Linked DNA regions of Homo sapiens: region 1 is linked to region 2. A link is a loop called in an ENCODE intact Hi-C map of the cell type or tissue named here. Cell type or tissue: PC-3. All regions are shown on one strand. Each heading gives the region's core, and the rest is flanking DNA. Links, peaks and the distances in the headings are about the cores only. Region 1 overlaps MED13 (mediator complex subunit 13). Region 2 overlaps MED13 (mediator complex subunit 13).

Region 1 (16,031 bases), core at 3,676-11,675, 100 kb before region 2:
TCACCTGAGGGCAGGAGTTCAAGACCAGCCTGGCCAACGTGGCCAAACCCCATCTCTACTAAAATACAAAAAATTAGCCGGGTATTGCACCGTGCGCCTAGTCCCAGCTACTTGGGAGGCTGAAGCAGGAGAATTGCTTGAACCCGGGAGGCGGAGGTTGCAGTGAGCAGAGATCACGCCACTGCACTCCAGCCTGGGCAACAGAGCGAGACTCTGTCTCAAAAAGAAAAAAAAAAAAGAAAAAAACACAACAAAGGCTCCATATAGGGTATTACAATAAGAGTGTGTAACAAGGGAGCCTGATCTGAAGCAAGGGTGTAATGTGGAAATCAGGTGGAAGCTTTAAGGCAAAAAATACCCATGGGTCTTTCAAGGAACTCAAATGACTAAAAAGCAAGGAGGAAAACATAGAGGCCCATTTTGAGACTGTATTCATCTTTAGAGCAAGCAGCAGCTACTAAAGGTTTTCAGCTACCAAGGACCACAGTGAGTGTAGAGATCAGATAGGAGTACCTGTCTATTGCAATGGTCCACTCAGATAAGGTAGTTTTATCTAATGTTATATAGCAATGGATAATGCTAATTTAGACTAAGATCAGGACAGCAGAAATAGAAATGAACATATTTGATAGTACACAAAACTGATAGTTTTTGATGAATGGTTGCAAGGAAGAGTTTATGGTTTGCACAACAGGATAGATGGTAGTGTCATGCACAGTGACAAGGGACAAATGGTTGTTCTCTAGGGACCAAGTGGCTTTTGTAGAAGGTAACTGTTGGTCTTACTGATCAGATATGCTCCAAACAAAAAGAAAACGACAAAACCAAGACTTAAACTCACACATTCCGAATGCAAATCTGTAAGACATTATATGGCTTGGACACGTGGCATGATTTAAATTTATCACTTCTAATTTTTTTCTCTGTAGTAGGTAGGAGCAAAATAAGGAAGTCTTTAAAGCATCAGCCTTTAAACTTTTTTTTTTTTTTTTTTTTGAGACAGGATCTTCTCACTCTGTCACCAAGGCTGGAGGGCAGCGGTGTGATCTCGGCTCACTGCAACCTTGCCTCCTGGGTTCAAGTGATTCTCCCGCCTCAGCCTCCCAAGTAGCTGAGATTACAGGTGCATGCCAACACAGCCTGGCTAATTTTTGTATTTTTAGTAGACGGGTTTCACCATATTGGTCAGGATGGTCTCCAACTCCCAACCTCAGGTGATACGCCCACCTCAGCCTCCCAAAGTGCTAGGAAAACAGGCGTGAACCACCGTGCCCGGCCTAGACTTTAAACTAAACAGAAGGTCATTCTTGACGGTTCTGTTGGGTTGCTCTAGAAGGAAAAGACAAAACAAAACCCAGCTCTAACAGTATCAATTTCTATTAATCTCAAGCAGAATTTCTGGTTATAGCTATAGTACACTAAGGGTAGAGGTTCTTAATCTTCAGTCCAGGATTGATAACTCCCCTACAGTAGACAGGAAGATATTGGCAAAAGCAGAATAACAGAATAGACACCTCAGGAATACACTCAAAACAGTTAGATTTAGCCAGGTATGGCAGCAACTCATGACTGTAATCTCAATGCTTTGGGAGGCCAAAGCGAGAGGATGGCTTGAGGCCAGGAGTTTGAGACTCGGGCAACATAGCGAGATCCCATCTCTACAAAAAATAAAACTAGCCAGGTGTGTTGGCATGCACCTGAAGTCCCAGCTACTAAGGAGGCTGAGGCAAGGAGGACTGCTTGAGCCCAGGAGTTCAAGGCTGCAGTGAGCTATGAATGTTTGGTATTCCAAATTTTCAAATGTACCAAAATTATCAATGTACTAATACATATTGGTGCTCCATTGTGGCTGTAGCTGAATTATGTGATTTTTCCCGTTTCCTAAACTTTCATATATTTTGAAGTTTAAAATAAAAATATCCATGTGTGTGGTTTTACAAGTGAATACCCCCTTTAAAAAAAAGCTTGATTTGCAGTTTTTCGCTATACATAAGACTATAGTAAAAAAAAAAAAAAAGATAGAAACAAACCAGAGGTAATATAATAGTGCTTGATTAAAGATCTGTCAGACAGAAAATAACCGAGGATAGGCGGTTCAAACAACATACAACTCCTTTTAAAGGATTTTTAAAATTTTTGCAGCAAAAACTATTTCAAAATGATCACAATAATTTTGAGGTATGTCCTTACTTGGCTTAAGTCTGGACAAAAATATTTTAAATGTGTGCTTACAGAACATGGGCAGAACTATTTTTGATGGATTACTCACTTCTGAACATTGTTCTTATGATCAAATAAAAATAGGATACAGCTAAGCTTTAAATATTTGAAGGTAGCTTGTTTGGACTAGACAATACCTAACTGGCCAGCCTACAAGGAATTGGTAGGTATACAAATATACAATTATTCTACATACTGTACATTTGTATGTGATTAAAATCCTTTTTAAAATAAAATACTTCAGAAAAATTAAAAGACCATTAATCAGTTTCTAGGCTGTCCCTTTCCATTTATAATGACACAAAAATATTGCTACTAATTTTGCACAAATTTAATATGGAAATATTTTCAACAGAATAAGACACAACAATGAAGGCTTCATGAATAATTTATTCCATTTGAAGTTTTGTTTTTTGTTTTTGTTTTTTTTTTTTTAAAAAGTATAAACCTTTTCATTTCCTCAATCACAATTTGTACAACTCAGTGTTATGGCATTCGGCAGCAATAGTGTTTGTTCCTTATTCTCTTTTTGTCACGTTAAAAAGAAAAGCAATTGGACCATATTAAATGTCACTGCTAAACAACAACTTTAAAACGCCCCTTCATAAAGTGACCAAGCTATTTTGAGAGGGTTGATGCTGACATGTCCAGTAATGACGTTACAATTTGTAGCTTAAACTCAATAACTTTAAGGTCCACATATCCAGTTTACTTTGAAAACTAAAGATGTTTTAAAACTTCATGAATACATCAACCTGAGGAGTATTTTAGGTCCCAAATCCAGTTTTTAAATTTATACTCCACAAAAAAGAAAATACATACATAAAAATTTAAACCACAGTTCTGGGCCCATTAAAACACCAAAAAAGACCCCCCAAAAAGTTAAGATTTCCAGCTTATTTCTGGAGGGGTGGGACAAAATAAGAATGTATATTAAAAACATTTTTCCTTAATTCAGACAAACTAAAATCTTAAGAGGAAACCCAGACCAAAATATCACTCATGCAACATTAAGTGTATTAACTGATTGATATGCAATGCCATAGTGGATGAATAGCAAATTATATGATGCAATAGCATTTAAAAACTTTTTAATCTATTCAATTTGAACATTTTAAATAATGCAACATAGTATTCTGATATTACAGTATTAACATAGTGCTTGATTAAAGATCTGCAAATCTTTGTAGTAACACATTAAGTTAAAAAATTACCTCAGAAGGTAAATATGAAGACGAAAGGAGAATATTTTAATACAGTAATCTGTGCCATACTGACAATTGAGTACGAATACAGCTGAGGATAGTTGACTAAGTAGTAAGAGCTTAATTTTAGTGGTTTAAGAAAAGTTTAGAAATATTTAAAAATTACAGCTACTTTAAAATTTAAGGATTACATATAAGTACACTTGGTGGCCTTCTGGCCAAACAATAAGGTGTACAGAAATTTATTCATACAGTGTTAATTCACAGTCCTGATAACTCAATGGCTTGCATAAGAAAGGTATGGCTAGATGTTTCTCACTGGCTGGAAGCAGACATTATATAACTAATCTTTTTAAATGACAAAATACTGAACTTCCACCCTGCTTAATAATCATGGATACCTGCACAAAAAAAAAGATGTTAGCACTGTAACAAAGAAGTCAAGGTGTTGGTAATCCACTGCTATAAAGTATAATATTTTGCTTACCTATTTAAACAAAACTACCCATATTTGTCTGTGACAGTACATTAGTAAGTCAAATCCATCATCCTGCACAAGGCTTAATTTCTCAAATAAGTCTACTGAGCTTTTCTAATGGTTATTTAATAACTTTCCATTGAGTTTGAATGGATATATGAAGGGAAGAAAAAAAATCTTATCAATAAATCCTGTATATTTGGGAACTATTCCCTGATTCCCAAATAAAAAATAATTGTGTACTGGGTTCCCTCCTTATGGCTCCATATTAAATAACCTGTCAGGGAATAATTTTAAATCTACTTTCAAATTGAGGTGTGGTTATCATAGGTTAGTGATTTTAAACAACTGAGAATATAACTTTTATTTTGTAAAGTCACTATTAAGTGTATAAAAAGGATACTCTTTTTATGGAAATTCCAAATAAGCACATTTTCCTTCAAATCTCAGACAAGTTTTTTTTTTTTTTTTAAAGAAAGTACAGAACAAAACATACCAACATAATGTGTGGTGTATTAGCATAATTTAAAAACAAATGCAGAGAGGTGATCTTTAAATTTAATATCAAAATATGCTGACCATTAGAACTGCATTATAATTTTGAAGAAATGATTGACAACCTTTGTCACCAATTGTGTTTGCTTCATAGAAAAAACAAGACTTGCTAATGTTTTCATATACACAATCTGAAGAAGTTATGTTGTTCATAAGAAAGTGATATTTAATTCTAAGCACAGAGTATTCACAAAAACAAGTTTCAGTAAAAAAAAAAACTAAAACAAACACTGAAGTAGAGTTTTGTAAATACAACTGATTTTGTCCTTGTAGATAATTAGTGAACGTACAAATAGAAATTTTGCTAGACTGCTTCCAAGAAAGCTAGGTAGACTCGGCGACTGTGAATTCAAGTCAGCAATGCAGGTAGGAGGCGAACTTGGGCTCTTTTGTGAGCAGCACTGTAGAAAGGATTTTTCAAGGGGGTACAGCCTGCATAAAAGCAGTTATCTTGGCATGTGCAAACAAGAAGGGGGAAAGTTGTATTGAAGGAGGGGTGAATTAAAGTCCCTAAAATTCAAGTCCCTTCTTTAGGGAGGTGAGAACCTCCTTGGCATATGCCCTACCTTAATCTGAGCTGTGTTATAGAAAAGTACAGACTCTGGTGTTTGGGACTGACATCTCCAAACCAAGAAAATTAAATAAATAAAAAAGGCAAGGGAAGTTTAAAAAATGGTTCTTTCACTAGTGGAATAGAGTCTGAATACCAGAATTCACTGAGAATCTATTTACACCACAGTTTGATTGCGCGCACACACACACACCCATACATATGCATACTCTCACATACATTCCCAATCTTTAATTTAAAAAAAAAAGTCAAACAATCAAGAATGACTGCTTGAAAAATAATTTGTAAAATGCCTAGAGCTGGGCTAAATTTCAACCTTATAGCAGATCCTGAAAATAAATTTCATAATAATATTTCCATGCCTAAATATGCCACTGTTAAAACTGAAAAAAATTTAAGCATGTAACATTAAACACTAAAATTAGTTTAAGCATTCAGTAGCAAATGGTTTTTCTTGTAAAACTAAGTTTCTTTCACCGGAAATGGCCTGAAATATTAGTCATAGCCCTAAACCATAGTACAAAATATAACTGAAGAATTCTCATTTTATTCTAAGTTAAACCACCTAACAATACCACTTGTATATTGCCATCATGTTATTCTGTAAAGATGTGATATATAAAATGCTGTAAGACCTGGTACCTTTTCAATTTATAAACACAGTGAACTTCATTACTGTACATGTACTCTGCAACTACAGCTTAGCTGTAAATCCTCCACACACAATGGTATGGACATTATTCCCCCTCTATCCCCGTTAAACTGTACATCGAGACAATACAAATTTACTGTCCCACCCACCCCCTTACAAAAAAATAATACTCTAAAAGCAACCCTACTGCAACTTTTTAATTAAGACGATTACATATATTTTAGACCAATTGCTTTAAAGCAAGAAGGCAGTATAAACCTTCTAGGAAAATTTTTATAAAAGAGGTTAAGAAATATAAGACAATTTATACATTTAAAAACTTACAATAAATAAGAGAAGAGATGCAGGCATTTTTGAATACTAGATACTATAATCCATACAAGAACATCTTCATGTTCTGAAGCCATATGTTGAAATTCATTGTTCCTCATGTTTCCTCTCCATGCTTTTAATATTCATTTAACATGACTGGGTACTATGGCTCATTACTTTTCACAAATACTGTGACTGGAAAAAAAAAAGGTTAATTTTGCTACGAAAATGTTATAATACGTTTTGTATGATCAGTCATCATCCTAAAGAGTTCAATAGAGTCAATGAAAAATAGCAGGGTTATAGCCCCTCCCCCCAAGTCAAAACAATATTTGTTGAAGTAATAAGAATTAGACCCCATCACAAATGACCTTCACTGAGAAGATAATTGTAACTTAATCCTGCAGCGAAACATCCATTTTTCCTTGTTCTTTTCTTGCACAGTTCCATCAAATGAAGATCACAGCATATTCATAATAAAGTTATATAACTGATTCAGCACCACAAAATGAATTGGGAGACATGAGCGTCTGTCCTGGGTTGCAGGGTCACAGGTTAGCCAGGAGAGTGCATTGTACTGTTCCAAAACAAACCTGAAAAGCAAATAAACTGCATAAGTCATTTATTTATTTCCAACCTAGATTTTGGAAGCAGTTTTCAATTATGGCATTTAAGACTCAAAGTCACCTTAAAAAAGAGTGTAACAGAGAGTCCTTGAGGGGAAAGAAGCAATTTCCATAAAAATTATTCTCAAAAGTAGATTACTCAAGTTAGAATAGCAGTGTTTATCTAGAGATCCACTGGTACACAACTGTAAATTCTTGCCAAAAATGAGAAAAATATATAAGAATCAACATTATATTCTTTTAAAGTTGCAGTGACAAACTGTTAATGGTAAAAGAGTTGTACCTGAGGACATCTGAAGTCTGATTTGAGTCAAGTGGGTGGGAGTGTTTACTGTGAAGCAGCTCGTCAGATTGCACTGAAGGCACGTGGAGGTGCAAAGAGGCCTAAGAAGGTAACAGGTAATCAATCAGTCAGCCAAACAGAAAATAATCTGCTATTTAGTTTTACCTTATTCTCCCAATATATCTTATAAAATGATGAAATACATTTTAGTCCTATGTTATGAATGAAAGCCACTATAAAAATGCTTGTTCTCTTTTAACTAATTCATTATAGAAATGTTTTTTTTTTTTTTTTTAAGTAGGGGCAGGTTCTTGTTCTGTTGACCAGGCTGGTCTTGAACTCCTGGCCTCAAACAATCCTCCTGCCTTGGCCTCCCAAAGTGCTGGGATTACACGCATGAGCCACTGTGCCTAGCCAGAAGTGATTTTTAAGTGCAAAACTTACTTTGAATCTATTTCCTTTTCTTTAGCTTTATTGTTTTTGAGACCATACAATAATCCTTAGAAAAAGAATTTCTAATTACCTGCTAAGTCTAATTTGCCTAGATGTGCAAAGTAAATGTTTAAGGAGGCACTAAATTGAGTAGTTAAACCTGAGTAGTCTGTCCTTAAGATATATGACACCCTTTATGACTACGCAGACATACCTACGTCTAGCACTGAAAAAAGTAACAGGAATAAGCATAAGCAAATAGTTTGGTTACAGCACAATAAACCTTAAACAAGCTATCTTCGGTTGAACTGAGAACACTCTAAGTAATACAGTGCACAGATGCCTGCTTTGCCCACTCAATTTCATAATAGAGGGTAGGTAAAAACTGGCACACTCATTTAGATATGGCAATGAATAGTGGGAGAAAGGAATAAACTACTCCACACTCCAATTAAATGAGTCATTTTTTTTATAAGTCAATATAGTATTAAAAAGCTATGATAAAACAATGGTGATGTTCACTGCAGTAACTCTTGGTAGATCTCATTCTGTACACTGTATAAGGTACTATTTTATATTTAGGTGTTCTCTCCTCTGCAACTGCAATACATATAGAAACTCATGTAGTACATTTAGGAATATAACCAAAAATAGCTATGTTTCAACTGTCTACAAACTCTTGATTTATGGAGTTATAAGCAAGTCTCACACTGCAAATCACTACAAATTTTTAAAATGTAATTAGTACCAGTACTCTATTCCTATGATAAAAAGGGATCTAGCTAACAACCCATTATATTTCCAAGCAAAGAGAAACAAACCAGGTGGCTTTACTGCCTACAGTATAAAACTAAAATAAGATATATGAAAAAAAAAAGTGAACAAAAAGTATGGTAAATTATGCCTTAGGTGATAGTTCATAACCAGAAGTCCTAATCTTGTTACAATGTATCTAAGGGTGAATGCCCGCTTTATACTATCCTTTCTGCAAATAAATACTGAGTAGGAAAAGCTCTAGATAGTCCCTTGGACTTTTTGTAAAGTTGTGTTTCCTGAACACATCCCCTGAAACACTAAGATAATAAACTATTAACAGGTGTTAAATAATCCTTTCCTTGTGTATTAATAAGTTTGGGAAATGCTAGGTAAACTATCTTATTTACCTCTGTTTTTCAGACTTTAGTGTGCATACATGTATTATGACTAGAAAAGAGGACAGATAGCATGTGTAGCACCCTCCCAAAGGACCAAAGAATCCTTTGTTTTGTGGAGACACCAAAGACTACTAGTATATAGAAAATCCCTGACCTCAGGTGATCTGCCTGCCTCAGCCTCCCAAAGTGCTGGGTTTACAGGTGTGAGCCACTGCACCCGGCAGCAAGTATTTAAATTAGCATGACTTGTGGATTAAAAACAGTCAACTTCCGGTGGTTTTACATAAGAATAAGTGAGTCACGGCCGGGCGCGGTGGCTCACGCCTGTAATCCCAGCACTTTGGGAGGCCGAGGCGGGCGGATCACGAGGTCAGGAGATCGAGACCATCCCGGCTAAAACGGTGAAACCCCATCTCTACTAAAAAAATACAAAAAATTAGCCGGGCGTAGTGGCGGGCGCCTGTAGTCCCAGCTACTTGGGAGGCTGAGGCAGGAGAATGGCGTGAACCCGGGAGGCGGAGCTTGCAGTGAGCCGAGATCCCGCCACTGCACTCCAGCCTGGGCGACAGAGCGAGACTCCGTCTCAAAAAAAAAAAAAGAATAAGTGAGTCACATCTAAATTTGTTATTCTGGAACAATATTAGCAGCAGTAATATAATTCTGTATAGGGCTTTTATATCTCATTTTGTGACTTATCTCCACTTCATGTTACATTGCTTACTAACAAATTCGGTTTTGTTTTTTTGAGAGAGGGTCTCCTGTCACCTAGCTGGAGTGCAGTGGCATGATCATGGCTCACTGCAGCCTCAACCTCTTGTGCTCATGCGATCCTCCCTCCTGCCCCAGCTTTTCATGTTATTAGGACTATAGGCACATGCCACCATGCCTAATATTAAAAACTTTTTAGAGAGACAAAATTTCACTATGTTGTCCAGGCTGATCACAAACTCCTGGCCTCAAGTGATCCTCCTGCCTCGACCACCCAAAGTGCTGGGATTATAGGGGTGAATCGCTGTGCCCAGCCTGAGTTTGTTGTAATAAATCACGATGAATCTGAGAGTCTCATTACTGTATTTAAAAACCACTCAGTTTTTTTTTAACACAGCAATCTACACACAGCTAGAAAAACTTTTTTAAGTAGTAAATGAAACTAAAAATCAAGTATTACAAAGATTATAAATCTTTTTTTTGTTTGTTTGTTTTGAGATGGAATCTCACTCTGTCACCCAGGCTGGAGTGCAGTGGCGCGATCTCGGCTCACTGCAACCTTTACCTGCCGGGTTCAAGTGATTCTCCTGCCTCAGTCTCCCAAATAGCTAATTTGCACGTGCCACCACGCCTGGCTAATTTTTTTGTAGTTTTAGTAGAAACGGGGTCTCACCATGTTGGCCAGACTGGTCTCAAACTGCTGACTTTGTGATCCACCTGCCTCAGCCTCCCAAAGTGCTGGGATTACAGGCATGAGCCACTGCGCCCAGCCCAAGATTATAAATCTTTTATTCCCCAAAATAATGCAGCATAACAGCAGTGCAGTATGATGTAATTCAAAGAATAACATAATAATCATTAAAAGACCCAGGTTTCAGTCTTGAGTCTATTACCAATTTATGACTTTAAACAGGTGAGTTTTTCTGAACTTAAATATGCTCACCTAGAAAATGAGAAGGTTAGACAGAGGTAATATAAAGTTTCTCTCAGCTCTAAATTTCCATATATGCAGTTGAAACAGATTGAGCATCTCCAATTTGAAAAAATCCAAAAATGGAAACAATTCTGGTCCCAAGCATTTCGAATAAGGGATACTCAATCTACACTAACAACAAGGGCCCTAGGAGTTTGACTTAGGAATAAAGTTCTAAAAATATAAATTTAAAAACTAGTTGTTTTTTTTTTTTTTGAGACAGAGTCTCAGATATTGTCACCCAGGCTGGAGTGAAGTGGTACGATCTCGGCTCACTGCAACCTCTGCCTCCCAGGTTCAAGCGATTCTCCTGCCTTAGCCTCCCGAGTAGCTGGGACTACAGGCGCCCGCCACCACACCTGGCTAATTCTTGTATTTTCAGTAGAGACGAGGTTTCGCCATGTTGGCCAGGCTGGTCTCAAACTCCTGACCTGAGGTAATCTGCCTGCCTCGGCCTCTCAAAGTGCTGGCATTACAGGCGTGAGCCACCGTGCCTTCGTGATCTTGTTTAAAGAGTCACATATGGCAGTGCATTTAAGAACTTAGACAAGCTATAAGACTTAAAAAAGCCACTTCTATATTTCTCAGGACTTAGGCTGTCAATCAGAATTATTTAGGAACTGGGACAGAAATGGCAATACCTTAAGAAAAAGGGGACACTGATATTGTGCTTGAGGACATGCTGACCAGAACCAGTCAGGTAATGGACCTGCTTTGGCAGTTGATACAAAGTAACCAAGGGCCAATGGTTGCTGAAGAATATTAGGTACTTCCTCATGAGGTTCTGTTGATAGTAGCCGATCAGTACTCTGACCCTTAAAAAGACAAAATTAAAAGTATATTAGTTCACTCAGTGTAACTAAGTACCAGATATAAACACAGAATGGCTCATAGCAATCAGTCTCATTATCTTATGACATCGATTTAATAAAATACTGAAGGATATTGAAAAAAAACCAGTTTCTATGTACTTAGGAGTATTATAAGTAAAAGCATTAATAGAACATATTTTAAGGATTGCATGATATGCCAACTGTTTAACAAGTCTGTATTATTATGCCAAGTTCACGGGAAAGTTTGTAAAACTTCACAGATGAGTAAAAAATACAAAATTTTCAATGACATCTTTAACTTTTTTGCTAATATTCCTTTAAGTCCTGAAAACCACACCCCAATCAAAAGGTGGATTCAATTTAGCTTTGTTAATCTAGCACTATCTATAAAATGCAGTTAATAGTGTTGTGAAAATTATTATGGCAACATGAAGGGACAACTACCAAGTCACATGCATATCCTTTGGATTAGTTAATGTATTTCTTGGTATTTAAAAATAGATAAAATAAAAATAATATGCATGAAAACGTTCATTACATCATTATCTATAACAAAAAAAAATCTTACATGTCCAATATTTTGGGAAGGACATAAATTAGGGTATAGCAAAAATGCAATATTTAAAACCTCATTATACTTATTGAAAATTGCAACATAAACGTATGTGGAAAGAAGATAATTTGCTTAAAAGTAAAAATGGTTTTATTAAGGTGGTGGGATTACTGGTGCTTTTTGTTATATGTATTTCCTATCTAATTTCTTTGCAGTTACAAAAAGGAGGAAGGAATGCAAAGTAAGACTGGAAAGATCCTTCCTTACTTTAAAAGGGTAAATTTTATACCTATGCATACTACAATAATCAAATCACCAGTATATATAATTTCTTTTCTTTTTTTTTGAGATGGAGTCTCGCTCTGTCGCTTAGGCTGGAATGCAGTGGTGCGATCTCGGCTCACTGCAAGCTCCACCTCCCGGGTTCACACCATTCTCCTGTCTCAGCCTCCTGAGTAGCTGGGAGTACAGACGCCTGCCACACCTGGCTAAGTTTTGTATTTTTAGTAGAGATGGGGTTTCACTGTGTTAGCCAGGATGGTCTCAATCTCCTGACCTCGTGATCCGCCTGCCTCAGCCTCCCAAAGTGCTGGGATTACAGACGTGAGCCACCGCGCCCAGCCCAGTATATATAATTTCAAATAGAGAGGTGTTATTAACTGAAGCCCAGTTCGTTTTTACTTCAAATATAAGGACAAGACAGCCTGCTTCCATAACTGCTAAAGATAAAAAGGGGGAGTAGATGGTCAGTGTTTTATCTGGTCTTATGAGAAAATTAATATTTTTATTATATTCCTTGTCACAGCCCTGATATGAATGGCTGCTCTTAGAGTTATATATAGTGATTCTGAAAGATACTGTGATCCTACATCTGAGTAAAAAGCTATGGTGAACTGCCACAAAAACTACAAAAAAATGACTAATGCCAAATGGTCTAGAAAATACGGATTCAGGGAAAGTAGAGCCTTAGAGATTCTCTTAAAAATGTGCAATTCAAAGTACTGATGTCCATGATGTAGAAATGCATGAATGTACTGTTAATTAATCTCAACTCTTGCTAATTTCCAAGGAAAAATAGTATTGCATTTCATATATTAATCCATTACTAAGTTAAGGAATGGCAATTGGATGATCTCGGCTCACTACAACCTCTGCCTCCCAGGTTCAAGTGATTCTCTTGCCTCATCCTCCTGAGTAGCTGGGACTACAGGTGCGTGCCACCTTACCCGGCTATTTTTTACATTTTTAGTAGAGATGGGGTTTCACCATATTGGCCAGGCTGGTCTCAAACTCCTGACCTCGTGATCCACCTGCTTCGCCCTCCCAAAGTGCTGGGATTTTAGGCGTAAGCCACTGCGCCCGGCCGAGAAAAACTAAAACTTGTAACACAGTTACCTTGCCCGCATCACCTCCATGGGGGTAATGAGATCCTGGAGAATGTACAGGAGAACCAGTTGGAGAAGCAGGAAGGATATTAATGATATCAGGGTCAAGATCATCTCCTGTGTCTAACAAATCAAAGATACCCATTCCATCTGCTCCATCTAAACAGGAGAAAGAAAAGAAATTTAAAACTCCATTTTCCATATCCTATGGTCATTCACAGGAAAGGGTCAAAATAAATGAAATTTTAACCAAAATGGGTTAATTTAACCAACATTTACTGAGTGTCTACCATGTGCCAAGTATTGTGCTAAAAGCCGTACAAATAATTATGCATAAACAAGCATGTGGTAGTCTGAATAATGGCCCCCCAAAGATGTCCACATCCTAATCCCAGGAATCTAAGAATATGTTACCATAAAAGACTTTGCAGATGTGATCAAGCTAAGGATCTTGAGATGGGGAGATTATTCTGGATTATCCGGGTGGGTCCAATGTAATCACAGGGGTCCTAATAAGAGGGAGGCAGTAGGGTTAGAGCCAGTGAAGGAGATGTGATGACACTATACTGCTGGCATCCAGGATAGAGGAAGGGACCATGAGCCAAGGAATGCAAGTAGCCTGTAGAAACTGACAAAGGCAAGGAAACATTTTCCCTTAGGACCTCCAGAAAGTAATCAATCCTGCTGATATTTTGACTTTGGCCCAGTGAGACTGATTTTGGACTTCTGACTTCCAGAACTGTAAGATAAAATAAATGCGTGTTGTTTTAAGCCACTAAATGTGTAGTACTTTGTTAGAGCAGCAATAGGAAACTAATACAAAGCAAACATAGTACAAACAAAATGAAAATGTGTTTAAAGTGGGACTACAGTATTCCCCCTTATCCATGGGGAATATGTCCCAAGACCCACCCCCATACCCACATAGATTCCTGAAACCAAGGATAGTACCAAATCCTATATACTGGTTTTTCCTTTACGTACACACCTATGATGGAGTTTCAATGATAAATTAGGTACAGTAAGAGATTAACAACGAGAATATTAGAACAATTATAGCAAGGTACTATAATAAAAGGTATGTGAATGTGGTCTCTCTCTCTCTCTTTCAAACTATCTTATTGTACTGTACCCATGGGCAACTGAAATCATGTAAAGCAAAACCAAAGATAAGGAGGATTACTGTATTTACGAATAATACCATGTTCTTTATTAAGTAAAATATTCGAGTTATTATATAACACACGAAAACAAGAGAGCATAATAACCATACTTGTGACTTTAGAGATGTGAGAGTTTTTAAGGTAGCTCAGAATAACAATAAAATCTTCTTTATTTTCTCTTCTACTAAAATGCAATCTATAAATTCACCTGGAAAAGCTACGTCCCTACTTTGGCAGTTTATATAAATTACATTATTTTGGCAAATCAACATAAGAGATATATAAAATGAGTTCATGTACAGGTACCTCAAAAGCACAAGGGTAAACCTATACAAATATTTTGTGACCAACTATTGCCTTTTAAAATAAGTAAAGATGGCTGGGCATGGTGGCTCATGTTTATAATCCCCGCACTTTGGGAGGCCAAGGTGGGTGGATCATTTGAGGTCAGGAGTTTGAGACCAGCCTGGCCAACATGGTGAAACCCCATCTCTACCAAAAATACAAAAATTAGCCAGGCATGGTGGCATGTGCCTGCAATCCCAGCTACTCGAGAAGCTGAGGCACGAGCATCGCTTGAACCCAGGAGGTGAAGGCTACAGTAGGCTGAGATCGTACCACTGCACTCCAGCTTGGGAGACAGAGTGAGTGAGACTCTGTCTCAAAAAATTTTTAAAAAGTAAAGATTTATGGGATAATTCACAGCACCAGTTCTGATATCAACAAGGTGAAAGAATGATTGTATTAGTTTCCTGTTGCCACTTTAATAAGTTACCACAAACTGTTGGCTTAAAAACAACACATATTTATTTTCTTACAGTTCTGGAGGCCAGAAGTCTGAAATCAGTTTCGTTGGACTGCAATCAGGATGTTGGCAAGGCTGAAAGGGATAATCTGTTTCCTTGTCTTTTTCAGAGTCTAGAACTATATTCTTTGGCTCATGGGCTCTTTCACCATCTTCAAAGTCAGCAACATAGCATCTTCTCCCTTTGACTTTGCTTCCCACTGTTTCCACCACATGGCTTTCTTCTCTTCTATGTAGTCAAACCTCCTTCTGCCTCCTTCTTATAAGAACACATGTTATCGCATTAAGGGCCCACCTGCGTAATTGAGGATAATCTCTCCATCTCAAGATCCTTAACTTATCACATCTGCAAAATCATTTTTTGGTAAAACAAGGTAACATTCACACGTTTCAGGTATTGGACATGAATTTATTTTGGGGGGTATTCTTCAGACTACCAAAATGGAACAAATTACGTACCATTGTTGGGATTGAAAGCTAAATCCAAATTTTCAGTGGTATAAGTAGCTGAAGCTACTTGCACAGAAGCAGAAGTAGGAAACACAAGTATATGAGTACATGATGTATCCTGTGGGGTATTTAGCTGAGATGTCTGCATATTTAGAGTCGTGCTTCTTCCAAATACAGAACCAGTTGACACAGAATCTGAAAATGAAAGACATTTTTTCTTTTAATAAACGAAGAATAAATTGTATATAATACTTAAAAACTTAACTGCATAAAGAATTAAATCTGATATAAACTAAAGATAGCTAACCTGGCATAATAACAAAAGAGCCTTGCGGCTCCATTGCCACCAAGCAAGCACTGAGAATGCTAGGGGAGTCTGCAGCAGATATACCACACATTCTACACATGTCTTTGAGCCTTTTACTTAGAGACTGCAAGTTTCGACGACTCAGCAAACAGCTCCAATCTGTGGGTATCAACAGTAAAAAAAAAAAAAAAAAAAAAAAAAATCAAAGTAACAGCATTATTAATATCCTGTAGAACCAAGTTAAAGTTAAAATATAAAAATAGTTAATGGCTTTTAAATTAGTGTATTCCTCCAACACGAGTCATCATCAAGCCAAAATTCTTACTGCTGATGCTACTGAACATTCTTTATCCCCCTAATATTAGG
Region 2 (16,031 bases), core at 3,429-11,428:
TCTATGGACTAAGTTTTTTACTACTAATTCCAGGGCTCTAATTATTCTAATACAAAGGCTTAGAACATATTGAACCAAATATTTAATCCTATTTTCTTTATGTTATATCCAGCAAGGATTTATTATATCCTATATGTACATGTCTATATGTATACACATAATGTAATATAGACATACAAACACACATATATAACATGTAATACTCTATATTGCCTTTTTTGAGATGGAGTTTCACTCTTGTCACCCAGGCTGGAGTGCAGTGGCACGATCTCTGCTCACTGCAACCTCCACCTCCCGGGTTAAGTGATTCTCCTGCCTCAGCCTCCCAAGTAGCTGGAATTACAGGCACATGCCACCATACCTGGCTCATTTTTGTACTTTTAGTAGAGACAGGGTTTCACCATGTTGGCCAGGCTAGTCTCGAACTCCTGACCTCAAGTGATCTGCCTGCCTTGGCCTCCCAAAGTGCTGGGATTACAGGCATGAGCCACCACATCTGGCCTATATTGCCTTTTAAAATTGGAATTAAAGATAACTATTTTACATACAGTAAATATATCAAAAAAGATTTAACAACATATTTTTTCCATAGAAATCAATTATATATAGTTGAGGGAATGGGGTAAGATTAAAGTATGTATTAAAATCAAACATGTTCCCTATTAACTATTTCCCTCCTATACACAATCTCATCTGCCACTTAACAAAACCTCCTATGTCACTATATACGTAAGATACTGAACTAGCTGTCTAAAAAAAGAATTCTTTACTAGTATGTTTCTATTCTGTATACCCTCCTAGAAGCATTTAAAACTTTTGCTAAATACACAAACTTTACCGCACACTCAGCTAAATGGCTACAACAGATTCAACATGACAAAAAGCTTAACCAAACACAATCTTAAGAAAGTTCTTGGCCAGGCGTGGTTGGTGTGTGCCTGTAGTCCCAGCTACTCTGGAGGCTGAGGTGGGAGAACCAATTAGGCCCAGAAGTTTGTGGCTGCAATGAGTTATGATTGCGCTACTGCCATCCATCTTGGGCACAGAGCAAGACCCTGTCTCTATTTAAAAAAAAAAAAAGTTCTTATTCAAGATAATCTTTTTCAAATGCACTCTCAAACATGGCAAGTTCAGAATATCTTTTATAGAAGAGACTAAAACCTACATTAAGTCAGTGGTACTTACTACAACCCATTTGCTTGTGGGCTCACTAGAAAACTCAATGCCTGTCATGTGATCCAGTCCCCAGCAATGTAGGAAAACACCTAAACTATTCAAGAAAACACTGGTCATCATTCTTTAAACCAATTATCTGAAGACTGGTTTGTTCCTGTGGTTACTCTTACACTTGCGGGATTCTTTACAGGTAACCTAGCTGTATCCCTAGAATTTGATTCTATTTCCTCTCTTTCAGTCCCTAAAGACTGTTAAACACACAACTACATGTAGGTCCAGATTATCAGAAAATGAGATTTTTTTCTTTAAAAATTTTAAAGAAAGGAAAAAGAAGATAAAAAGGTAAGCAATATTATTTTCTCCTTTGTTCAGGTCAAAGTAGTTTCACATCATAAATTTTCTTTCTTTACAACTCTTGTTCTTTTTTCAGAATACTTATACCAAAAGTGAATTGATTAGTCAACAAAAACAGTCTATATAATACTTATGTTTCAGAATGGTCTAGAAATGCATTAATTTATAATCAATCTTTATCTACCTTCCCTATATCATTCCACTGAATTCAACAGAAAAGAAGTCCGAAGTAATAACTTAAAGATAGACTTAGCTGCTTGATTTTTGTCCTACTTGCTTTTCCAAAGAAGGAAAAAGGGTAAGAAAGTTCCTGTAAAAAAGAGATTTGAGGAGCAGCATTTATCTTTCCAGAATAAAGTCAGTTATTATACCACAACTATGGTTCAAGAGTAACTCGAAAGAGCATATACTATTTCTGGTAACACTTCACTAATAAAATACAATCTTAATTTAGTTCCCCTCCTAAATGGGTCAGCCCATGGAAAAACACTAGTGCTCAATTACATGGTTAAATAACAAGCAGCATCTGTTGGATTCATGAAAATATCCAATTAAAAGTTGTATTTTTGGCCAGGTACACTGGCTCATGCCTGTAATCCTAGCACTTTGCGAGGCCAAAGATGGTGGGTAGCTTGAGCTCAGTTCAAGACCAGCCTAGGCAACATGGTGATATCTTGTCTCTACAAAATCTACAAAAATTAACCAGCCTTGGTAGCGTGCACCTGTGGTCCCAGCTACATGGGAGGCTGAGGTGTGAGGACTACTTGAGCCTGGCAGTTTGGGCTGCAATGAGCCATGATTGTGCCACTGCACTCCAGCCTGGGTGACAAAATAAGAGACCTTATCTCAAAAAAAAAAAGTTATAATTTCAATTTTTTTTTTTTAAGACAGGGTCTTGCTCTGTTGCCCAGGCTGGAGTACAACAGCACAATCCTAACTCAATGCAGCCTCAATCTTCTGAGCTCAAGTGATCCTCCCACCTCAGTCTTCAGAGTAGCTGGGACTCTGAAGTCCCACTTCAGAGTGTGTGCCACTGTGCCCAGCTTTTTTTTTTTTTTAAAGAGACGGGGGTCTGCAGCCATAAAAAAAGAATGAGTTCGGCTGGGCATGGTGGCTCACGCCTGTAATCCCAGGCCTTTGGGAGGCCGACATGGGCGGATTACCTGAGGTCAGGAGTTCGAGACCAGTCTGGCTAACATGGTGAAACCCCGTCTCTACTAAAAATACAAAAATTAGCCGGGCGTGCTGGTGGGTGCCTATAATCCCAGCTACTCGGGAGGCTAAGGCAGGAGAATTGCTTGAATCCAGGAGGTGGAGGTTGCAGTGAGCTGAAATCATGCCACTGTACTCCACCCTGGGCGATAGAGCAAGACTTCATCTCAAAAACAAAAAGAATGAGTTTATGTCCTTTGCAGGGACATGGATGAAGCTGGAAACCATCATCCTCAGCAAACTAACACAAGAACAGAAAACCAAACACTGTATGTTCTCACTCAAAAGTGGGAGTTGAACAGTGAGAACACATGGACACAGGGAGGGGAACATCACAGACTGGGGCCTGTTAGGGGATAGGGAGCATGGAGAGGGAGAGCATAAGGACAAATACCTAATGCATATGGGGCTTAAAACCCAGATGACGGGCTGATAGGTGCAGCAAACCACCACGGCACTTATGTATCTATTAACAAACCTGCACGTTCTGCACATGTATTGCAGAACTTAAAGTAAAAATAAACAAACAAATAAATAAATAAAATAAGATCATTAAAAAAGAGAGAGAGAGAGAGAGACGGGGGTCTAGCTATGTTTCCCAGGCTGCTCTCAAACTCCTGGTCTCAAGCCATCCTCCCACCTCGGCCCCTTAGTGGTGGATTACAGGTGTGAGCCTATATTTTCAATTATCAATAGCCTTTTAAGAGTTTTTCATAAAGAAAGCCGGGTGCAGTGGTTAAACTTACAAAGTTATAAACTGAGTCAAACCACAGAATCCCAGAAAGGCTCAGAAGTTGAAGGTACTGGTATATATACATATATACATATACATATACATATACATATATATATATATATATATGTATATATGTATATATATATCCCTGAAGGTGGATATATAGGTGTAACTGAAAAGAGAAGGGGCTGGACACAGTGGCTCACACCTGTAATCCCAGCACTTTGGGAGGCTGAGGTGGGCAGAACACTTGAGGCCAGGAGATCAAGACCAGCCTAGCCAACATGGCGAAACCCCGTCTCCTTAAAAATACAAAAATTAGCCAGTCGTGGTGGCTAGTGTCTGTGGTCCCAGCTACTTGGGAGGCTGAGGCATGAGAACCGCTTGAACCTGGGAGGTGGAGGTTGAAGTGAGCCAAGATTGCACCACTGTACTCCAGCCTGACAGAGTGAGACTGTTTCAAAAAAAAAAAAAAAAAAAAAAAAGGAAAGAAAAAGAAAGCAGAAGGAATGAAAGTTCAAAGATATTAGAGCCTCTCCACTTTCTTCCAGATCAGTGAAAAACTTAAGAGGTCCACTCTTTGAAATGGTTGAAACAGAGGGACTCAGAATTAGAGATATTCAGATACAGCTGAGATGATGTATTTAAAAGATTAAGTGAAAATTTAACCACTATGTAAGTGAGCCCCACCTCCAAACCTCCTTTCCCCAATAGGTTCACTAAACACTGGCAGCCCAGCTTATACCCTCTAGTCAGAGTACTGAAAGTCTCCTCTGGGAAAACTACTTAAGCAGGTGACAGAGCGTACAAATACTGGCAGGTGGGTGACAGGCACCCAATAAAAAGAGTCAAGTCCCCAGATCATTCACTCTAGTAAAGCCTGCAATGTCATAAGCTACTCACATACACAGAACCTCCAGTTAGCATTTTAGTACCCAGAAGTCTAAGAGGGTTGCTAATCAAAGATTCTATACCCAGTCAAAACTATCAATTATAAGGATAGAAAAGAAAGAAACTTAAGAGCCTGCAATTCTGCGGTTTGACTCAGAATTCCAACACAGAGGATCTCAAAAGTATCACCATCCTTGCACTCTCAGGAAACTACTCTCAGGTTGGGCACCACCATAACAGTAAATAAGACAAAAAAAAAAAAAAAAAGGAGAAATGAGAAATGAGGGATCCAACAAGAAGGGAAAAGCAAAGAGAATCCCCAAGATGACTACTGTGAAACAGGACTACAGAACTACTAATCCAAATCGGAAAAGAAGAATGAAGGGTAACAACAGGGATATTAATTAACAAGAGGAGAAAAAAAGGGAAACTCATAAGATTATACAAAGTCCTTGAAGGTAGGGAGAAGTGATTTATACTTCTAATAGATAGTCTACTGATGAACTACCAACAGGTACACAGATCAGGAGTCAGCAAACTACAAAAAGTCAGCTAGAAAATATTTCAGGCTAAGTATTTTCAGCTTTGCAAGCCATCTGTCTCTATCATAACTATTTAACTCTGCTCTAGTGTGAAAGCAGGCATAAAACAATCTATCAATGAATGAGCATGGCTGTGTTACAACAAAACTTTATTTACAAAAAAAGTGGCAGAGTACAGGCAGGTGTTTACTAACTCATAACATTAATAATTAAGTGAAAAAAAGGGATAATCATTAACACCTGGGAAAACAAAACGATGTACAAGAAATGAAATGTGAAGGCTGGGCGCCGTGGCTCACGCCTGTAATCCCAGCACTTGGGGAGGCCGAGGTGGGCGGATCACAAGGTCAGGAGATCGAGACCATCCTGGCTACATGGTGAAACCCCATCTCTACTAAAAATACAAAAAATTAGCTGGGCGTGGTGGCGGGCACCTGTAGTCCCAGCTACTCGGGAGGCTGAGGCAGGAGAATGGCGTGAACCAGGGAGGCAGAGCTTGCAGTGAGCTGAGATCGCGCCACTGCACTCCAGCCTGGGTGACAGAGTGAGGCTCTGTCTCCAAAAAAAAAAAAAGAATGAAATGAAATGTGTTTCAATATACTATGGCTCAGTTACAAATAATATTTATAAAATTATAAGAGTATAAACAAATATTGTTTTTACCAAAACTTATAACTATATTGGCAAGATAAGGAAAGGGAGAGGAAGCCAGGTGCAGCGGCTCATGCCTGTAATCCCAGCACTTTGGGAGGTCAAGGTGAGTGGATCACTTGAGGTCAAGAGTTCAAGACCAGCCTAGCCAACATGGCGAAACCTGTCTCTACTAAAAACACAAAAATTAGCTGGGTATGATGGCAGACGCCTGTAATCCCAGCTACTCAGGAGGCTGAGGCAGGAGAATCACTTGAACCTGGGAGGCAGAGGTTGCAGTGAGCCGAGATCATACCATTGCGCTCCAGCCTGGGCAACAAGAGTGAAACTCCGTATCAGAAAAAAAAAAAAAAGGAAAAGGAGAGGGAAAAGAAGTGTGTGCAAAAGTGCCAATATCCAAGTGTTGAGTCGGGGGAAGTAAGATAGCTAACCTCTCAATAGAAAGTCAATAGAATTTCAATGGTAGGCTGTTGTGACCAAAAAAAAAAAAAGTCCACTAGATTAATCCTAAATGATAACTCAAGAATAAGCATGTTATGTCTTTCAAAATTTTTAAACAGGTAACTTAAAAGAAACAGAAGAATTAAAAAGGGCTGCTTCTGAGGAGCAAATCTATTCATTGGGGCTCAGGATTGCAGCCTTTCATTTTAAATCTTGGTAATCTGTTTGACTTCTTAAAACTACATAAATCTATATGCCTGGCTGGGAGCAGTGGCTCACGCCTGTAATCCCAGCACTTTAGGAGGCCGAGGCGGGTGGATTGCCTGAGCTCAGGAGTTCAAGACAAGCCTGGGCAACATGGCAAAACCCCGTTTCTACTAAAAATACACAAAATTAGCCAGGTGTGGTGGCACACGCCTATAATCCCAGCTACTTGGGAGACTGAGGCAGGAGAATCACTTGAACCTGGGAAGCAGAGGTTGCAGTGAGCTGAGATTGCACCACTGCACTCCAGCCTGGGCAACAGAGTGAGACTTTGTCTCAAAATAAATAAATAAATGTATATGGCAGATATTGTTAACTGCCTACCCAATATCCATTTCCACTTCTTTGATCTTTGGTATCTATCTAATATCTATCAGCCCTTTCTTCTTACTAACAAAAACTTCATTTGTTCAGAGCAGCTGTTTCCAAATAAAAGATATTTGTTTCTCTTAGTATGGCCAAAGATATGTCAACTAAAGTTTCCAGAAAATAATTTACTTTCTGACTCAGGTGCCACACCTTCCTTACTTCCTCCCTTCCTTTCTCTTCCTGCCTGGAATCCACTGTGAGGTCTGGAGGTGCAACACACGGGAGGACCATGAAGATGTAAAAATGGCACAGAGAAAACTCTGGGGAACTTTGAATCCTTGATGACATTATTGAACAGCTATACCAGTACTAAACTATCGACCTCCATACTGCTTGCTACTGAGAAAAATCAATCCCTACATAAGCCAAGTAGTTAATGTTGTTCTGTCATTTCCAGCTGAATGCATTCTGAACTTACACAAGTATTTTGTTAACAATAAAGGTTTACGTTAATTTTCAAAGAGGAAAAAAAATGAAAGCACCTTTATTTATCCAGGCTTATCTACTCATCCAGTCTTACTAAAACTAAAAAGTTTGAAAAAACAAACAAACAAAAACTCCAGGTGCACATGAAAAAAGATGTGCATATATGACATCAAAGACCTCAAAATGATTACAATCTCAACCAAATGTTCACTTCACATCCTCTCACATCTTTCAGGAAAAATTAGTAAGTTCCCTTTAGTTTTCTCTTCCCCACATCCCAACTTACTTGCCACTGGTTCATCTCTCTTGAAGTCTCACTAACTCAATGACTGCTGGGAACTTAAATCTTTTGAGAGACTATGCCTTATATTATCTAAATCACGGAGAAGCGAGTAACCTGAAGGTTTTAATTGCATAGGAGAAGGAGGTATCTATCATAAGTCTTCTGTGCCTCTATCTGCAACTAGTCTAATAAGTAGTGTCATAAATTTGCTTAATTCATTGCTCAAGAAAATTATAAGCTCTCAAAGAGTAAATGGTCTTATATAGAAAACACAAATTTAAATTACTTTAATTAAAGGGAATTGAGAGATTGGGAATAAGAAGGGTTAACTTGATCCAAAACATACTCACAGATCACTATCCTTAACAGGTGTTGTTACTTAATTTTAATATCAGAGTGCTGTGCATATATTTCCACAAATACTAAAAAAAAGATACTTCCAAGCCTAAGTCTCTGCTTTCATCCCACATTAAGTCTATCATCACAAATCAAAATTTAGGCCACTGTATTAAAATACAGCCTATTCCTACAGTAAGAAAATGCTTAAAGTGTATAAAGGGAAGTTTGTAAAGTGGTTTAAAAAAAAAAAAAACCTGACTGTATCTAGTACTCTGTCACTGACAACCTCTGGAATATGTCTGTATATTAGCTTGTTTTATCCCACATTCTCTGTTAAGACACAAAAAGGAACAAATCTAAAGAAATATCACGTCAGAATTTAAGATAGCTTACCTTTTATTTATAGGTTTTTCATCTTTTTCATAAGGCTTTACAAACCACTTGCCAATACGTACAAAATTCCTGTTCATTAAACACCGTTCCAATAGATTGTGAACTGCTTTGAAAAGCAGAGTACGGCATTCATAGGAAAGTCCATTCTCCCACACTCCATCTTCTTCTTCTAAAAGAGAAATGAAGGAAATAATAAAATAGTGACACTATAATCTATTCAGAGCCAAGTAAAAAAGGTTACAGTTTAAACTCTATATTCATCAACACTAGCTTACCCCAGAATATTAAGCTACAATCACTTCAATGTATCTCTAGACATTATCAGGTTTCAAAGTTACTCCACAAGGAATAAAAGGTCTAAGTGCCACATATTCTATTAAATTACCTGAAAAGTATTTTTCCACCTTATAAAATTCAATGACATCATGAACATACTGAATTGGTTCCTGTATTAATGAAAAGGACACTTGTTTGTATAACCTGGAAAATATTAAACACACTCTACACCTATGATGCCAATTTCTAAGCTGGCTCACTTGTTACTTTGTCCTAATTCCCCTAGTCATTCAACCTGCCAAAAAAACTAGCCAGTTAATAATTAAAGTCAAAACATTTCATGTCCATCAGCATTCTAATCCACGACTCCACTACAACACTAAGTGATGAATAAAAAGGAAGCTGTTGGCACAGAGCCTAACAAGCGGTGCACTATCAGCCACCTTAGGTCTCATTTCAAACAAATTATTCCCATGATTATTATTCAGTACAGGACCCTTTACTTGGGGGAGAAATTTAAAAATTTAAAGACTTAAATTGTAAATGGCACTTCTGTCAAATAAAATTATAGCTATCTTCACTAACTATATAGCTTCAATTTTGCCAACAAATCTATTAATCACTCCAAGTTAATTTACCAAAAAAACATTAACACAGTCATTTTGAGATAAGTCTGGATGTAGGTCAGAAAAATTTTTTTGTGTACTCTATCCATTTCATATCTGTCACAAAGCATCCAACAAATCGTGCTACAAATAATGATACCACTTCAGCACTCTAACTTTCATTACAAGATTTTAAATTGCTTAGTCTAAATATAATTAACTCTCCTTCTATAGCCTATATACCTTTATAAACATTTTGTAAATATGGGTCATCTGTGTTCAATGTTTAAGTAAAAATAAAAGACAAACGTTTCTCAATTCAACACCAAAAATGCATACACTATACCCACAGAAAAACAGACACAATATGAGCTTCTGAATAAAAGCAAAGACATGTATTAAGAGTTACACATGGTTTATATGCACAATTTATACAACAAATGGGTAGAATAAACATTAACTAAAAAGTATGATAGTGGACTTTAACTGCACTAGAAATTCTGTGCCACTACAAAGATTAATGTTGGTTTTATATTTTCTCCTAAATGATAGTCAAGTCTTTCAAAGCAACTAATTTTTTTTTAAATTTTATTTTAAATAAGCTTTAGGCTGGGCGCAGTTACTCACGCCTGTAATCCTAGCACTTTGGGAGGCTGAGGTGGGCGGATCACCTGAGGTCAGGAGTTCAAGACCAGCCTCGCCAACATGATGAAAGCCCATCTCTACTAAAAATACAAAAATTAGCCAGGCGTCATAGTGCAGCCCTGTAATCCCAGCTACTCGGGAGGCTGAGGTGGGAGAATCACCCAAGAGGGAGAGATTACAGTGAGCCAAGATCGTGCCACTGCACTCCAGCCTGGGACAGAGTGAGATTCAGTCTCCAAAAAAACAAACAAACAAAAAAAAAGGTAAGCTTAGGGAAAAAAAAGTAGAATAAGCTTGAGAAAATGACAATATTTCAGAATTGGTATAGAATAATTTTTTAAGTCTAATATTAATCATAAATATTAAATAGGAAAAATTCACATTCTATTATATCAAAGACACCGTTATCTACTTCCATTTAAAACCAAAACGTTTATGGGTTTCACTTCATTAAAGAAAGTATTAGGCTAGGAGAATAGAGAAGCAGCACAAAGTGACTTCACTTTAATTAATTAAAGGTCTAGATCACAAGCATATTTGTGAGTTGATGACAAAAAAAGAGAAAAGAATCTCAATTGATCTGCTTTCAATTTAATGAGGTCCTACCATTTCAAAATTAAATAGCTACATTAAGACTTTTACCTCAAATTATGAGACTTATGACTACTAGAATATACATGTTCTTAATTCCAACAGAATTATGTTAGGAATATCTTCCAATTCTTCACCTCTTTACAATCAATTTAGTATCTTTTATTTTTATTACCTTTTATTTCAAAAATCCCTACCTTCTGATGGTTGTAACACTTGTTCTACATAAGAAACCACTACCAACATATTTCTCCTAAGTTTTAAAGCATCAAAGACCCAAGACACAGTTACCATTTGTAAGTATCAAGGTTGTACAGTTGTTATAAACTTCAAATAAATTAGTCATTTAAAACTAGAAAATGACTTTGTCTCCTTCGCAAAAATAGTAAATAAAAAAATCTGCTTTCTGGGAGGCTGAAGCCAGGTGTGGTGGCTCACGCCTGCTATCCGGGAGGCTGAGGCCAGGTGTGGTGGCTCATGCCTGTAATCCCAGCACTTCAGGAGGCCAAGGCAAGTGGACCACTTGAGGCCAGGAGTTCGAGACCAGCCTGGCCAACATGGCAAAACCCCATTTCTACTAAAAATATAAAAATTAGCCATGCATGGCACGGCTGTAGTCCCAGCTACTCAGGAGGCTGAGGCATGAGAATCACCTGAGCCCAAGAGATGGGAGTTGCAGTGAGCTGAGATCACACCACTGCACTCCACTGTGGGCGACATAGCGAGACTCTGACTCAAAAAAACAAAAAAAAAAACCTTTGCAATAGTAAAAGCTAAAGCACAATTTATAAATTTTCACATGAAATTCTGAAAATTTTATGGTTTTATTTTGTAAAATCTATTTTAGTTAAACTTGCAGTCAAATGATTTAAGAATATTTAATGTGAGGCCATGTGCGGTGGCTCATGCCTATAATCCCAGCACTTTGGGAGGTCGAGGCAGGTGGATCATCTGAGGTCAGGAGTTCAAGACCAGCCTGGCCAACATAGTGAAACCCCATCTCTACTAAAAATACAAAACTTAGCTGGGCGAGATGGCATGCACCTGTAGTCCCAGCTATCCGGGAGGCTGAGGCAGGAGAATCACTTGAACTGGGTGGCAGAGGCTGCAGTAAACCGAGATCACGCCACTGCACTCCAGCCTGGTGACAGAGCAAGACTCCATCTCAAAAAAAAAAAGAATATTGAATGTGGTTTAGAAAAGTAATCAGTATTAATCTTGAAGCATTTCTCCCTCATTATTCTAATGCTTTCAGAGGGGGTGGGCATCTTATGTCCCCAGTGCCCACAATTCTCATTAACACTAAATAGGAGCTATGCATAAAACAAACAAGTAGAGACCACCTGTTGAGGTTTTCTAAATCCAACGTATCTCTGAAGTATGTCCTCATCTATATGGCAAGCAACTAAGCAACCATTACACTAAAGTAATATAATTTCATATTTTGTTGCTGAGAAAAACGAGAGTAAGTCCTAATAACGCTCAATAAAGTCTGAAGGTTTTTGGTTTTGTTGGGAATCACTTAGAAACAAGAAGCCTACTGAGCCAAGTTTCTAATATCCTGACAATCTAATAACTGTAATAAAAGTACTTTCTACACGTTGTATTCAGATACGAAAAGTGAAATGGTACAACCAACCCACTCAAGGCATAGTGATATGCACTATTTACACTAATTGAAACAAGTTCTTGAATCTCAACACCAGCATTATAATAGGGAGGGGAAGGAGAAGGGAACATATGGCAAATCTTTACCTATCTCTTTTGAACTTAACCAGAGCCTAATAGAAAAAGTCTGCTTAATCTATATAACTATTTTCCTCCTCTAGCCAGGTGCAATGACTCATGCCTGTAATCCCAGCTACTTGGGAAGCTAAGACAGAAGGATCACTTGAAGCTAGGAGTTCAAGACTAGCCTGGCAATACAGGAAGACCCTGACTCCAAAAAACTTTTTTTAGTTAGTAGGGCATAGTGGCAATGCCTGTAGGCCCAGCTGCTGGGGAAGCTGAGGTGGGAGGATTGCTTGAGTCCAGGAGTCGGAGGCTGCAGTGAGCTATGATTAAGCACTGCAGGCTGAGTGAGACAAAGTGTGACCTCCATCCCTACAAAAAAAAGAAAAAAAAATTCCTTCTCTTGTAGCTCTATGTCCAGAGAAAATAAAGTTCAACTCTGCATTCTTAGTACTTTTCTGTTACTATTAGCATTACAGTTCTTAATCATCAGTGTTTCTTGAAATTTTTATGGACTATTTATTGGAAGAAAACACAAATGCTAAATTTGATTACCATATTTTTTTCCTGAAGATGCAGATTACAGTAGTGCCAAAGTATGTGATAAGTCATCAAAATAATTCTCTATCAATGGGGAAAAAAAATCACAACCAAAAAAGCAGACACACCCTGCACTCAACATTTTTCTCAAAAAAATGGCATCTTTAAATATCTCCACGGTGGTAAAAAATGAATCTTCTCCAATACAATTTTGCAAAACTATTAAAATGTAACATATGCTAATGAATAATGGCTCAAAAATTAACATGGTAGAAAATACCATGTATTTCCTGAAATAAAGAGAAATGTTTAAATGCTAGATCAGTGTTTCTCCTGAATAATCATTAATAACCTATACATTCAACAAATATACCGAGAGCCTTAAGTTGGCCGCATCATTATCTATGGCAAAACTTGAAAACTGATTTAAAAACAGCCTAGTATGTTATGTTTGGCTTGAAAACTTAGAAGATACACTTGATCAAAAAAACAGTATGCAGAAGAAATACAGCAAATGAAGTTGTCACCTAGGAGACTAGCCAATTTAAAGAGTCGGGCCACATCACAAGTAAATTTTACAATAGTAGAAATAAATTACTCTCTTTAGACTATGTGGGGCACACAACAATGTTTTAGTTTGGCTGGGACTAGATTCCTATGCCTGGCTGTTTATCTATCTGTCAATCCTATTAACAGCTGTCATTTAAGGTTAAAGTCCACTACAGTTAATATCCTTCAATTAAAACATCCAAAATTAAATTCAGAACAATAGTCCACTTAGTTTGAGCACTATTCATTATGATAAAATTCTGGTATAATAAAACTATCTGAACATGTTACTAAAATCTACTTTACAGACCTCAGGAGCCAGGAAAAAGAACAAATATTTTTAGCCCTGAGTTTTTTTAGTTCACAAGGTATCAGTTTTCTCAAAGAGTCTCATCACAGTCTAACTTGCTATGATTTTTTTAAGATGACAAATGGGAGAGGACGCAGTGTTTGCTTTTATTTTTATTTAAAGGGAAAGAATAAAAGCCAATGATGACAGCAATTGAATTCCAAAAATGTTAGAACACAGAATAAAAATACACAGAAAACTCTCCTTCAAGACCACATTAATGAAAATGATACAATCTTGCTCTGAAGCAAATTAACAGTACACTTAAAAGTACCAGTCCTACCCACCACAGAGATTCTTGACCAGAGGGACTGAGCTAAGATTTTCCCATCACCCATTTTATACCTCTTTCACCCACTATCACACAACCACTAAACAAAGCTACAAAATACAATTTTTAAAAAAAAGGGGCCAGGCATGGTGGCTCATGCCTGTAATCCCAGCACTTGGGGAGGCTGAGGCGGGCAGATCACCTGAGGCCAGGAGTTCCAGACCAGCCTGGCCAACATGGCGAAACTCCTATTAAAATCTCTACCAAAAATACAAAAATTAGCCAGGCGTGATGACACATGCCTGTAGTCCCAACTACTCGGGAGGCTGAGGCAGAAGGATCGCTTGAACCTGGGAGGCGGAGGTCGCAGTGAGCCAAGATCGCCCCACTACACTCCAGCCTGGGAGACAGAGCGAGACTTCATCTCAAAAAAAAAAAAAAAAAAAAAAGAAAGAAAGAAAGAAAAAAGCTGTAACCCCAAAGGAGTTTTATTCCCTAATCCTTTTTGTATCAAAACATATCGACCCCGATTCAACTAATCATTATCCTATAGAGGATAAAGCAAAAAGTAAGAAAATCATCTATGTTTGGCTTTGGAATTCAAGAGATTTTTTGAACAAATAACCTTCTGGAATGTTATAGTTTGGCTAATACTAGTTAGCACAAATCCTGATCCAAAAATCATCCAGCCTTTGCAAATTACTTTGCTCAACGGTATTGACTTACTGCTACAAAATGAGTAACTGAGGGTTTAAAGTATGTATTAAATCAGACGTGATTTGCTGTAACTGATCTTTGCCAGTTAGCAATAAAATAAGTTTACATTCTATTTCTACACATCAGCTAAACTTGAAAGGAAGGTAACCCAAACAAATGCTAAGTGACATAAGAGAAAATGAAATTTAAAATGCACTATGGAATCTGAACAGATTCTTCAGAACTGTCGAAATCATCAAAACCAAAGAAAGTCTGAGAAACTGTCACAGTCTAACAAAGCCTAAGGAGACATGACAATTAAATGTAATAGGGGTATCTTAAATGAGATCCTAGAAAAGAAAAACATATTAGGCAAAAAAATAAAGGAAATCCAAATATATACTTTAGTTAATAATAAAGTATCAATATTGGTTCATTAGTTAATTTTTAAAAATACACTGCATGACACAAAGGAGCTAAGGGGGTTAAACAAAGGCAATTCTGTATTTCTGTTACTGAATATTCCAGTTAAGAAAAACTGAGAATTCTAATCTTTGAAAAAAGAAATGCTTTCCCTCTTCCCTCACTACCAAGAAAAACAAGGGCAATATTATCACCATAATAAAAAACACTTCAGTAACAAGATGTGGTGTGTGCTGAACCAAACAGAAGGACACTGCCTGTGAAGAGCAGGCTCAAGCTAAATTAACCAGCTTTTTAGTTACCACCTGGGTCCTTCCGGTACCCCATTCCTCAGTGCTACACCTCCACTTGGAACTCAGGACTGCCTCCAGCAGCTGATGCTACCCTGTACTGTCCAGCTGCTCTCTTCTCAGGGGAGCTTAGAAGAAGGAAATAGAGTGCCACAGATGGAAGAAATGAAAAAGGGGTTAGCTAGAGAGACAGAGGCAGACTAATTACCCCAAGAGGGAGGTAGACGCTGTCCCTAGAGCAAAGAAAAGGGCAAGACAAATATATTCCATCTGAAAAAACCTTATTATGCTTTAAGATACGTCTGATTTAAGTAACAACATTCTTAAGTAAATAACAGGTTTTATTTTTAAGAAAAGCTAAAATATTATATAAATAACACTGACTATGCAAACTAAAACAGTACAGGACAAGCTTTGGAACAATAAATATGATCATATACCACTCCTAATTGTATTTCAGTTTATTATTTCAATCACTTCACTTTGATAAATTTTTAAGTTATTTACGGCCAGGTGCAGTGACTCACGCCTGTAATCCTAGCACTTTGGGAGGCCGAGGCGGGTGGACTGTCTGCGCTCAGGAGTTCGAGACCAGCCTGGCGAACACGGTGAAACCCCATCTCTACTAAAAATACAAAAAATTAGCCGAGTGTGGCAGCATGTGCCTGTAATCCCAGCTACTCGGGAGGCTGAGACAGGAGAATCGCTTGAACCCAGGAGGTGGAGGTTGCAGTGAGCTGAGATTGCGCCACTGCACTCCAGCCTGGGCGACAAAGCAAGACTCCATCTCAAAAAAAAAGCTATTTACCATTCATTAGCATTCAGTAAAGTCTGACAGCAGTTAAAACCCTACCTCCTGCCTGTAATCCCAGCAGTTTGGGAGGCCAAGGCTGGCGGATCACAAGCTCAGGAGATCGAGACCATCCTGTCTAACAGTGAAACCCCGTCTCTATTAAAAATACAAAAAATTAGCCGGGCGTGGTGGTGG

Evidence for each region. Peaks named below come from ENCODE experiments on the same cell type or tissue, not always from the same donor. Only the 100,000 strongest peaks of a DNase experiment are listed, where the experiment ranks them.
Region 1: a loop joins it to region 2, with 2.9 times the contacts of the local background. A loop is called at or near these places in 6 of 110 quality-filtered maps.

Annotation. Positions count from the first base shown.
Region 1 is chr17:61,940,015-61,956,045 of GRCh38, forward strand. It overlaps MED13 (mediator complex subunit 13), which reads right to left. Exons shown (of 30, transcript NM_005121.3): 25 at 15,666-15,824; 26 at 15,368-15,553; 27 at 12,951-13,099; 28 at 10,811-10,984; 29 at 6,903-7,003; 30 at 2,591-6,586. The coding sequence ends at 6,454. Among named protein-coding and RNA genes, the nearest start is that of INTS2, 20 kb to the left of the region's middle. In PC-3, for the core only: no CTCF peak of the experiment used is centred there; no DNase peak of the experiment used is centred there.
Region 2 is chr17:62,044,460-62,060,490 of GRCh38, forward strand. It overlaps MED13 (mediator complex subunit 13), which reads right to left. Exons shown (of 30, transcript NM_005121.3): 3 at 8,078-8,246. Among named protein-coding and RNA genes, the nearest start is that of MED13, 13 kb to the right of the region's middle. In PC-3, for the core only: no CTCF peak of the experiment used is centred there; a DNase peak (open chromatin) is centred at 6,802; H3K27ac peaks cover 1,658 bases.